Regions from separate parts of the Homo sapiens genome. Here region 1 is linked to region 2. The links are chromatin loops, found by intact Hi-C in ENCODE. Cell type or tissue: tibial artery. All regions are shown on one strand.

Evidence for each region. Hi-C counts contacts between places; a loop is a spot of excess contacts. Peaks named below come from ENCODE experiments on the same cell type or tissue, not always from the same donor. Only the 100,000 strongest peaks of a DNase experiment are listed, where the experiment ranks them.
Region 1: a loop joins it to region 2, with 2.2 times the contacts of the local background. A loop is called at or near these places in 22 of 110 quality-filtered maps.

What each region holds. Positions count from the first base shown.
Region 1 is chr21:45,452,558-45,456,557 of GRCh38, forward strand. All of the region lies in intron 2 of COL18A1 (collagen type XVIII alpha 1 chain), which reads left to right. Among named protein-coding and RNA genes, the nearest start is that of MIR6815, 24 kb to the right of the region's middle. RefSeq lists an enhancer at 2,356-2,912. In tibial artery, no CTCF peak of the experiment used is centred here; no DNase peak of the experiment used is centred here; H3K4me3 peaks cover 1,597 bases; H3K27ac peaks cover 2,989 bases.
Region 2 is chr21:45,150,177-45,154,176 of GRCh38, forward strand. The region is part of intron 2 of ADARB1 (adenosine deaminase RNA specific B1); the gene reads left to right. Among named protein-coding and RNA genes, the nearest start is that of ADARB1, 78 kb to the left of the region's middle. RefSeq lists an enhancer at 1,177-2,033. In tibial artery, no CTCF peak of the experiment used is centred here; DNase peaks (open chromatin) are centred at 1,705 and 2,345; H3K27ac peaks cover 3,406 bases.

The DNA of each region.
Region 1 (4,000 bases), 300 kb after region 2:
TCATGTGACACATGTAAGCATGTATGTACATGTGGGGGCTTGTGTATGCATGTGAGCATTTGTATCTGACATGTAAGCATGTGTGTGTGAGCTTGTGTATGCATGTATTCATGTGTGACATGTGTGAGCATGTATGTGAGTTTGTGTATGCATGAATATTCACATGTGACGTGTGAGCATATATGTACGTGTGATTGTGTATGCATGTGAGTATTCACTGACGTGTGAGCATGCATGTACATATGTGATTGTGTATGCATGTGAGCATGTATGACATGTGTAAACATGTATGTATGTGTGGGGCTTGTGTATGCATGTGAGTATTCACATGTGACATGTGAGCATGTATGTACATGTGTGTGAGTATTCACATGTGACATGTGAGCATGTATGTACATGTGTGACCTTGTGTATGCATGAGTATTCACATGTGACATGTGAGCCTATATGTATGTGTGTGATTGCGAGTATTCATGTGTGACATGTAAGCATGTATGTACATGTGTGAGCTTGTGTATGCATGTGAGCATTCATGTATGACATGTAAGCATTATGTATGTGTGTGGGCTTGTGTATGCGAGTATTCACATGTGACATGTGTGAGCATGTATGTGTGTGTGATTGTGTATGCATGTATTCATGTGTGACATGTGAGCATGTATGTACATGTGTGTGCTTGTGTATGCATATGAGCATTCATGTCTGGCACGTACGCTTATATGTACATGTGTGGGGGCTTGTGTATGTGAGTATTCACATGTGACATATATGGCATAGCTAAGCATGCATGTGCATGTGTTCATGCATGAGCAGGAGTGAGCATACATATATGTGTGCATATGTGGGTGTTCGTGTGTGAGCATGTGCGTACACATGCGTGCGTTTGAGTGATGATGTGAGGAGGCTTATGTAGTAGCCACCCTTGCCAGGTGCTTCCTGGTGGGAACCAGATCCCGGGGGCTGAGCTGTGGAGCCGTGGCAGAGCCGCACTAGGATTTCCAGGAGGTTAAACGTGCGATGCTGTGGAGGTGCTTGGAGGTGAGGGAACCCCAATGGTGGACAGGAAGCTCTCAAAGCACTTAGAGGTGGAGGAGTCCTGGACAGTGGGCAGGAAGGGTGGGGTCAGGAATGGAGTGGGCAGGGGAAGGGTGGAGGGAGCTGGGCACCCTGCAGATGGCAGGGTGGGTGCTCAGTGCCATGGGGCTGCCACCATCCTCCAAGTGTGGCCCCGAGGGCCGGAGCTGCTCTCCCTCCATTGCTAGGCGTAATCAGTTCCTTGTGCCTGGCTCTGCCCAGGAGGTGTATATTGGGGGGCATGAATGTAGGGCCAGCCCAGCTGGCCAGTGACCCTCTGAGCACAGAGCCTTCGGGATGGGGCTGGGGGTGTCCCCCACAACAGAGTTCCCTTCCTGAGATGCGCTGGTGGAGGAGGGGGCAGTCTCTGGAATTTCTGTTTGGAGACTTTCCGGAGGCGTGTTCAGACATAAAATCACAGCAGCAGCAGTCAGTTTTCAAGCAAAGAGACTTCTCTGGGCATCTCTGAGACGAGTTTGAGCAGTGTGGGGATTCGTTTTGGGAGCACGGCCTCACTGACATGCAGATGTTTGCTTGTGGAATGCCTGCGCCTGCCCTCGAGAAGGAGGTGGCACTCAGCTGCTTGAAACAAGGCTGGGTCCCAAGCAGCCCAGCCCTGCCCTGTGGACAGCAATCGACCGATGGCTACAGCATGTCCTGACCTGGGGACAGCTGGGGACAGGTTGTGGGGCTGTTTCGTCACAGCTGCTGTCACATTAACTGACCCCAGCCCTGGGGGAGGGTGGCTGCAACCCCAGCCGCACAGCCTGGAGGAGGCAGGGTGACGAGGGACTCCAGCTGGGGGAGCTGGCGTGCAGAGCACTGAGGGGGTGGGTGGATTGTGGGGTGAAACCTGGGTGTGTGCGTGTGAGGATGCACATGTGTGAACGTGTGTGTGAGTGAGCACGCCTGTGTAAACTGCCTGGCTCCACCTCTGATGGGCTCCGTGATCTTGAGCGGGGTCACCAGGCTCATGCCTCAGTTTTCTTCATCTGTGAAATGGGCCGATGGCCAGGCTGCACACAGGTCCTCAGAGGGCATAAGGCACACTCAGCACCCACTGCTGTGCCTGGGCAGCTGGCGGGGGGGCACAGCAGCCACTCACATGCCACTCACATCCCTGTGGGTTACCGGCTGCCTGGAATGTTCCAGTCTAACCGGATCCTTTTGTGGACGGGGAGACTGAGGCCGGGAAGGAGTATGCATTCCTGCCCTGGTCCCGGGCTCCGTCTCTGCTGGGTCTCCTGGGCAGAAGGTCAGGAAGGGCTGAGAGGGACACAGTCCAAGGCAGGTAAAGCCCCAGCTTTGAGGGGAGGCACAGCAGCTCTGAGAGGGTCTGAGCCCCTCGAGACCCTCCCCGGGATGTTTAACGACTTGGGCAGCCATTGCAACAGTGGAATTGGCACTGCAGCAAGCTGAGCATTTTTTCGGTTCCAAGTTTCCCACAACACAATGGCTCCAGGCCAGGCGCCTCTGGGCGTTCCAGGTCAGAGGGGGAGCAGGGGCTGGGGGCCGCTGCCTCAGTGCTTCTGGGATGGGGTCCTGGCTTGGAGCCCCAATCCAGAGACTCAGCAGCCCTGCCCCGGCAGAGCCTAGCGGAGCACGTTGGGAACCCTGTGGACACTGCACACAGCACCCTCTGTCCTCACGGAGCCTGGGGCTGCTGCAGGGCCGTGGGAAAGAAGTTATAAATCCTTGGGTGCTGGAACCCCCGGGTGCTGGGCACCTTGATTCCAAGGCTGGTGCCTTCTTTCCTTCTGCAAGAGTGGGGGGTGGAAGACAGCCGGCCAGAGGCTGGGAAGCCTGCACAGGGGAGGGCAGGAGGGCGTGAGCCTGGCTAGCCCCACCTCCAGGCACAGAGGCCCTCCCGCCGCCCGCAGCTCCAGCCGCACTGCCCCGATGGCTCCCTACCCCTGTGGCTGCCACATCCTGCTGCTGCTCTTCTGCTGCCTGGCGGCTGCCCGGGCCAACCTGCTGAACCTGAACTGGCTTTGGTTCAATAATGAGGACACCAGCCATGCAGCTACCACGATCCCTGAGCCCCAGGGGCCCCTGCCTGTGCAGCCCACAGCAGATACCACCACACACGTGACCCCCCGGAATGGTTCCACAGAGCCAGCGACAGCCCCTGGCAGCCCTGAGCCACCCTCAGAGCTGCTGGAAGATGGCCAGGACACCCCCACTTCTGCCGAGAGCCCGGACGCGCCAGAGGAGAACATTGCCGGTGTCGGAGCCGAGATCCTGAACGTGGCCAAAGGCATCCGGAGCTTCGTCCAGCTGTGGAATGACACTGTCCCCACTGAGAGCTTGGCCAGGGCGGAAACCCTGGTCCTGGAGACTCCTGTGGGCCCCCTTGCCCTCGCTGGGCCTTCCAGCACCCCCCAGGAGAATGGGACCACTCTCTGGCCCAGCCGTGGCATTCCTAGCTCTCCGGGCGCCCACACAACCGAGGCTGGCACCTTGCCTGCACCCACCCCATCGCCTCCCTCCCTGGGCAGGCCCTGGGCACCACTCACGGGGCCCTCAGTGCCACCACCATCTTCAGGTAGAGCTTCTCTCTCCTCCTTGCTGGGCGGGGCCCCTCCCTGGGGAAGCCTGCAGGACCCAGACAGCCAAGGACTCTCGCCCGCCGCAGCCGCTCCCAGCCAGCAGCTCCAACGCCCTGACGTCCGCCTGCGCACGCCACTTCTGCACCCCCTGGTGATGGGCTCCCTGGGCAAGCACGCGGCCCCCTCCGCCTTCTCCTCTGGGCTCCCGGGCGCACTGTCTCAGGTCGCAGTCACCACTTTAACCAGGGACAGCGGTGCTTGGGTCTCCCACGTGGCTAACTCTGTGGGGCCGGGTCTTGCTAATAACTCTGCCCTGCTCGGGGCTGACCCCGAGGCCCCCGCCGGTCGCTGCCTGCCCCTGCCACCCTCCCTGCCAG
Region 2 (4,000 bases):
GGCAGGAGAATCGCTTGAATCCAGGAGGTGGAGGTTGCAGTGAGCTGAGATCCTGCCGCTGCATTCCAGCCTGGGCAACAGAGCAAAACTCTGTCTCAGACAAACAAACAAACAAAAATGTCATTGAATTTGAAGTATACAAAATTTGAATATCTTTCTATCAAAAATTTGAATTTTAAGGAAATAACAAAGCAAAAATTATAATTTTTTGTGTTTTCAAAAAATTATTTTTTCTAAATTATTAAGTTATAAGATATAAAGTAGTTAATGTGAAATGTTTAAATCAAAATTGTTTAAAGCTGAGTTTTAAATTTAATACTTTGAAAATTTAGTTAAATCATATTAATAATTTTATAAGAAATAAAACTATTGATAATTCTGATGTCTGACATCTGTCTGATTGCTGACATGGATCCTGAGTCTTACAGTGTTTTGAGGGCCTCCAGCTACATTGGGGTTCCAGTGCCAGAGTGGCTGGCAGCCCCACCCTAACGAGAAGTGAAGGGGCTGGGCATGCTGTTTCCAGTGCTTTCATGAGATGCTGCTTTGCCTGGCGGTCGGGCCTGATGTCTCGTTGTTCCACCTGTGACCAAGGGGTCCCTCTGGAAATGTGTGTGTACTGACACATGCCCTGGTGGCTCTTGTCTGATCCATGTCCAGGTTATTCCTGCCTGACCGTCACTCGTGCCAGGAGCCCAACACAAATTCAGGCACAAATTCAGTACACCACACAATGGGGGAAACATGTTCAAAGATTTTTACTTACAGGTCCTGAGCAGGGAGGGTGCCATGAGTCAGGAGGGCAGTCCTCTGTCCCTGGGTCATGCAAGCAGGAACAAAGGGTCAGGCAGAGAGAGAGAGCACTGCAGCCAACCAGCAGAACAAATAAGGGAGTAGGGTGGGGTCACTTGAAGTGTGTGGGCAGGTGCCTGAGTGAAAGATGCCTCTAGGTTCTCATCTCTGGTACTGGCTTGAGCCACTGGGTGTGGTGTAGAACTACAAAGTGTCAGGGGTGGCTGAACTCTGCCGCTACTAGGAGAAAGTGCAGCTCATATTCCAGATAGATGCTGAGGCAATAGAAAATGAAAAGAATTCACTATGCTTACGCAGAGTGTGTCTGGACACACACAAATTTAAGAGTAATAAGAATTGCTTAATATGGCATAATTTCCTTAGGTGCCATGTGCAGTTGTCACAAGCATTGCACTAATTGGAATAATGAATTAGAAAGTGGATGTTGGTCATTATTAGGAAAAGGTACTTTGTTACACGAGACAGTAATTGCATTGTGGCAAGAGAAAGAATCTGACTAATTAATTTGTCTTTTTTTTCTTTTGCCTATGAGTGCTTCTTCTGCTTGACTCCTCCCCATAATCGGACTCCTTCCAAGACAGCCTAATCTTCAGGGCATTTGGATGCAGCTGCCTTTTGTTCCAGAGACACAGGCCATCTCAGGGGAGGTATCTCCCTGGGGCCTGAACAGCGTTTTTCTAGACAAGAGGAGGCTGAGGGCTGTGGGTTCTGCTTTGCCAGCCCTGAATGCTGGATCCCGAGTGGCAGAGGCACCAAGTGCTGTATGATGTGTGTATGTGATGTGTGTGCATGTACATGTGTGTGATGTGTGTCCCTGCTCGCCCCAGGCTGGCCATGGTACTGTGCTAGTCACAGACTGGCTGTGCTGATCAAGCCAGGCACAGTGGAAAATGGGAAGATGTTGGCGTTTGCCCCTCCCTTGGCTGTGTGTCATTCACCTGGGGCATGAGCTGTGCCCCTGCTCTGCAGTAATGAACAAGGCAGGTCAGCATTGGTCCGAGACACGTGAGTTAAGAGAGGAGGAAGAGCACTCTCTGGGGGCGGGGGGATCCATTTGTCAGTGGCCTGCAGTTTCCTGTCCCAGGGATTTCACTGGTGACATCCTGACCACTCACCTGCACTTTATATGGAGCTGTTTTCATCAGCTGGCGTCTGCTGAGCCTCTGCATTGTGTTGTGTGGTAGCCTGTTACTTTTTGCAGTTTTATTTTCTAAACTGTACTCTTTTATTGATAGATTTTTTGTATTAGGATTTCCATTTAAACAGGACTTTGGTACGTCTGCTGTGGGAGATTTGTTTCCCTAGAAGATTCACGGCTGTCGTTCTCTCCCCTCTGCTCGTGGTGTTTTACTGTGACTGCGCTGAACGGTTAGCTGTCACATGTCATTCTCTGGGTGGTGTGCTCTGAAGTCATTGTGGTGTGTGGGCCCCTTCAGCCTAGTTCTGCCTAACTGCGGCATGATGAATGGGCCCGAGGCAGAGGAGGAGGCTCCCTCGTCGGTAGGGGCTGCTGTTGTCGCAGCTGCCGGCACACGGAAGTGAGTCGGTGTGCTGCTGCCCCGAGTGACTGAGGGACAGAATGAGGCTGGGGCCGGCCGGACTGGCATTGGCGTGTCTGCATGGCGTCGTCCACCACTGGGCCTTTGCACATGGGGACCTTTTTCAGCATCATGGGGCGTCGGTATAAAAGGAGGCGCAAGAAGCGCTCTGAGAGGAAAGGTAATTCATTTAGTTTTTATTCTTCAGTGTGAAGCATTTGTCTTTAATGCAATACAGAAGTGTTTTCTGGGATAGACGGCTTTGTGAATTAATCTTGCTGATGCCAGTTACTTCCTATTTTCCCTTTTTGAGTGCCTTTTTTGTTGTTGGCATTTTATAGAATTTTAGATAGGGGCACTTAAAAAGGAAGATTCAAAAACATGTCTGTAAACATGAATAGAAATCATTTAGCTTCAGAGTCTGGAGTATGTCTTTGGAAAGATATTTATAAAACTTTAAAGTTTGTAGCTTTGAGCTACAGAAAAGGTTTTTCTCCCAGAGACAGATGCTTATATGAGATTTCCTTTGCCGCACTCTTCATTAATGACTTTTCTACATTAAAACTGTTCTTCATGCTGCAGAAAGCAAGGCTGAGCAACCATTGTGAAAATATTTCCCCTTTAAAAGAATGGAGAGCAAATTCCTTACATTCTGCACTCCAGGTTAATACCAGTTTTTAATTCAACTTAATGTTTTAAGTCATTAAAATCTAGATTTTTTTTCTCAAAACCAGATTCAAAAGTTGTCCATGACTATACACATCACAAGCTACTGGTTTTTGGACCTAAATTGCTGCTTTAAAAGCTGTTGATGTTTTTTTTTTCTCTTTGTATAATATGAAATAATTAATAGAAAATGCCTTAGTGAAAAGATGTGTCTAGCCCGGAGAACAGCTGAACACAGGCGTGATCAGTGCCTCTGCCTCTGTGTCTTCTGGGCGCCCCCTTAGTGTCCCCCACCCGACAGGACTGGAGTACAGCGCTTCACCACCACAGGGCCCTTGGGACATGCTGTGGCAGGAGATGGCTGTTTCTTCAGGAAGTAAAATTAACCTCGGTTTTTTGGTGTGGCTTCCTAAGAAGAAGAACAGATGAATCTCAAAGTCAGCAATCTTGTAATAGTACCTTGTAATATAACAAAGGTGACAGCACCTAATGGAAGTCTGTGTCTGGGAGTGGGGAACCCCTGACCCTGGGCCCTCTGTGCACCGTGCTGCCAGGTGCTTGTGTCCAGGGCTGGGGATGCCACACCCTCGATGCTTTCCTGGACTGACGGGCGGTCTCAGGACAGCCAGTCTGTGCGGCCCCCTCTGCCCTCACCTCAAGAGGTCACAGCATTGGCCTGTTTTTGTTTCCTCAGTTAAGCTTTGGAAATTGAGATGTCACTAAGACAGGCAATAGGGAGTAAAACAAAGGCACAGGCAAAAACTAAAGGACATTTTTACCAAATACCCTCAATTTAGAATTACCACCACTTTTCCCATGGACACTCATCACTAATTATTTAAGTTGGGAAAAATATTGAGAAGTACAAGAATAATTCTGTCATCATTCTTTTGGAATTTACTGTGATTCAAGCTTAAAATGTCTTTTTCATGCATTCCATAATCTCATTCTGCAGTGGGAAAACCACTCTCAAATATGTTGCA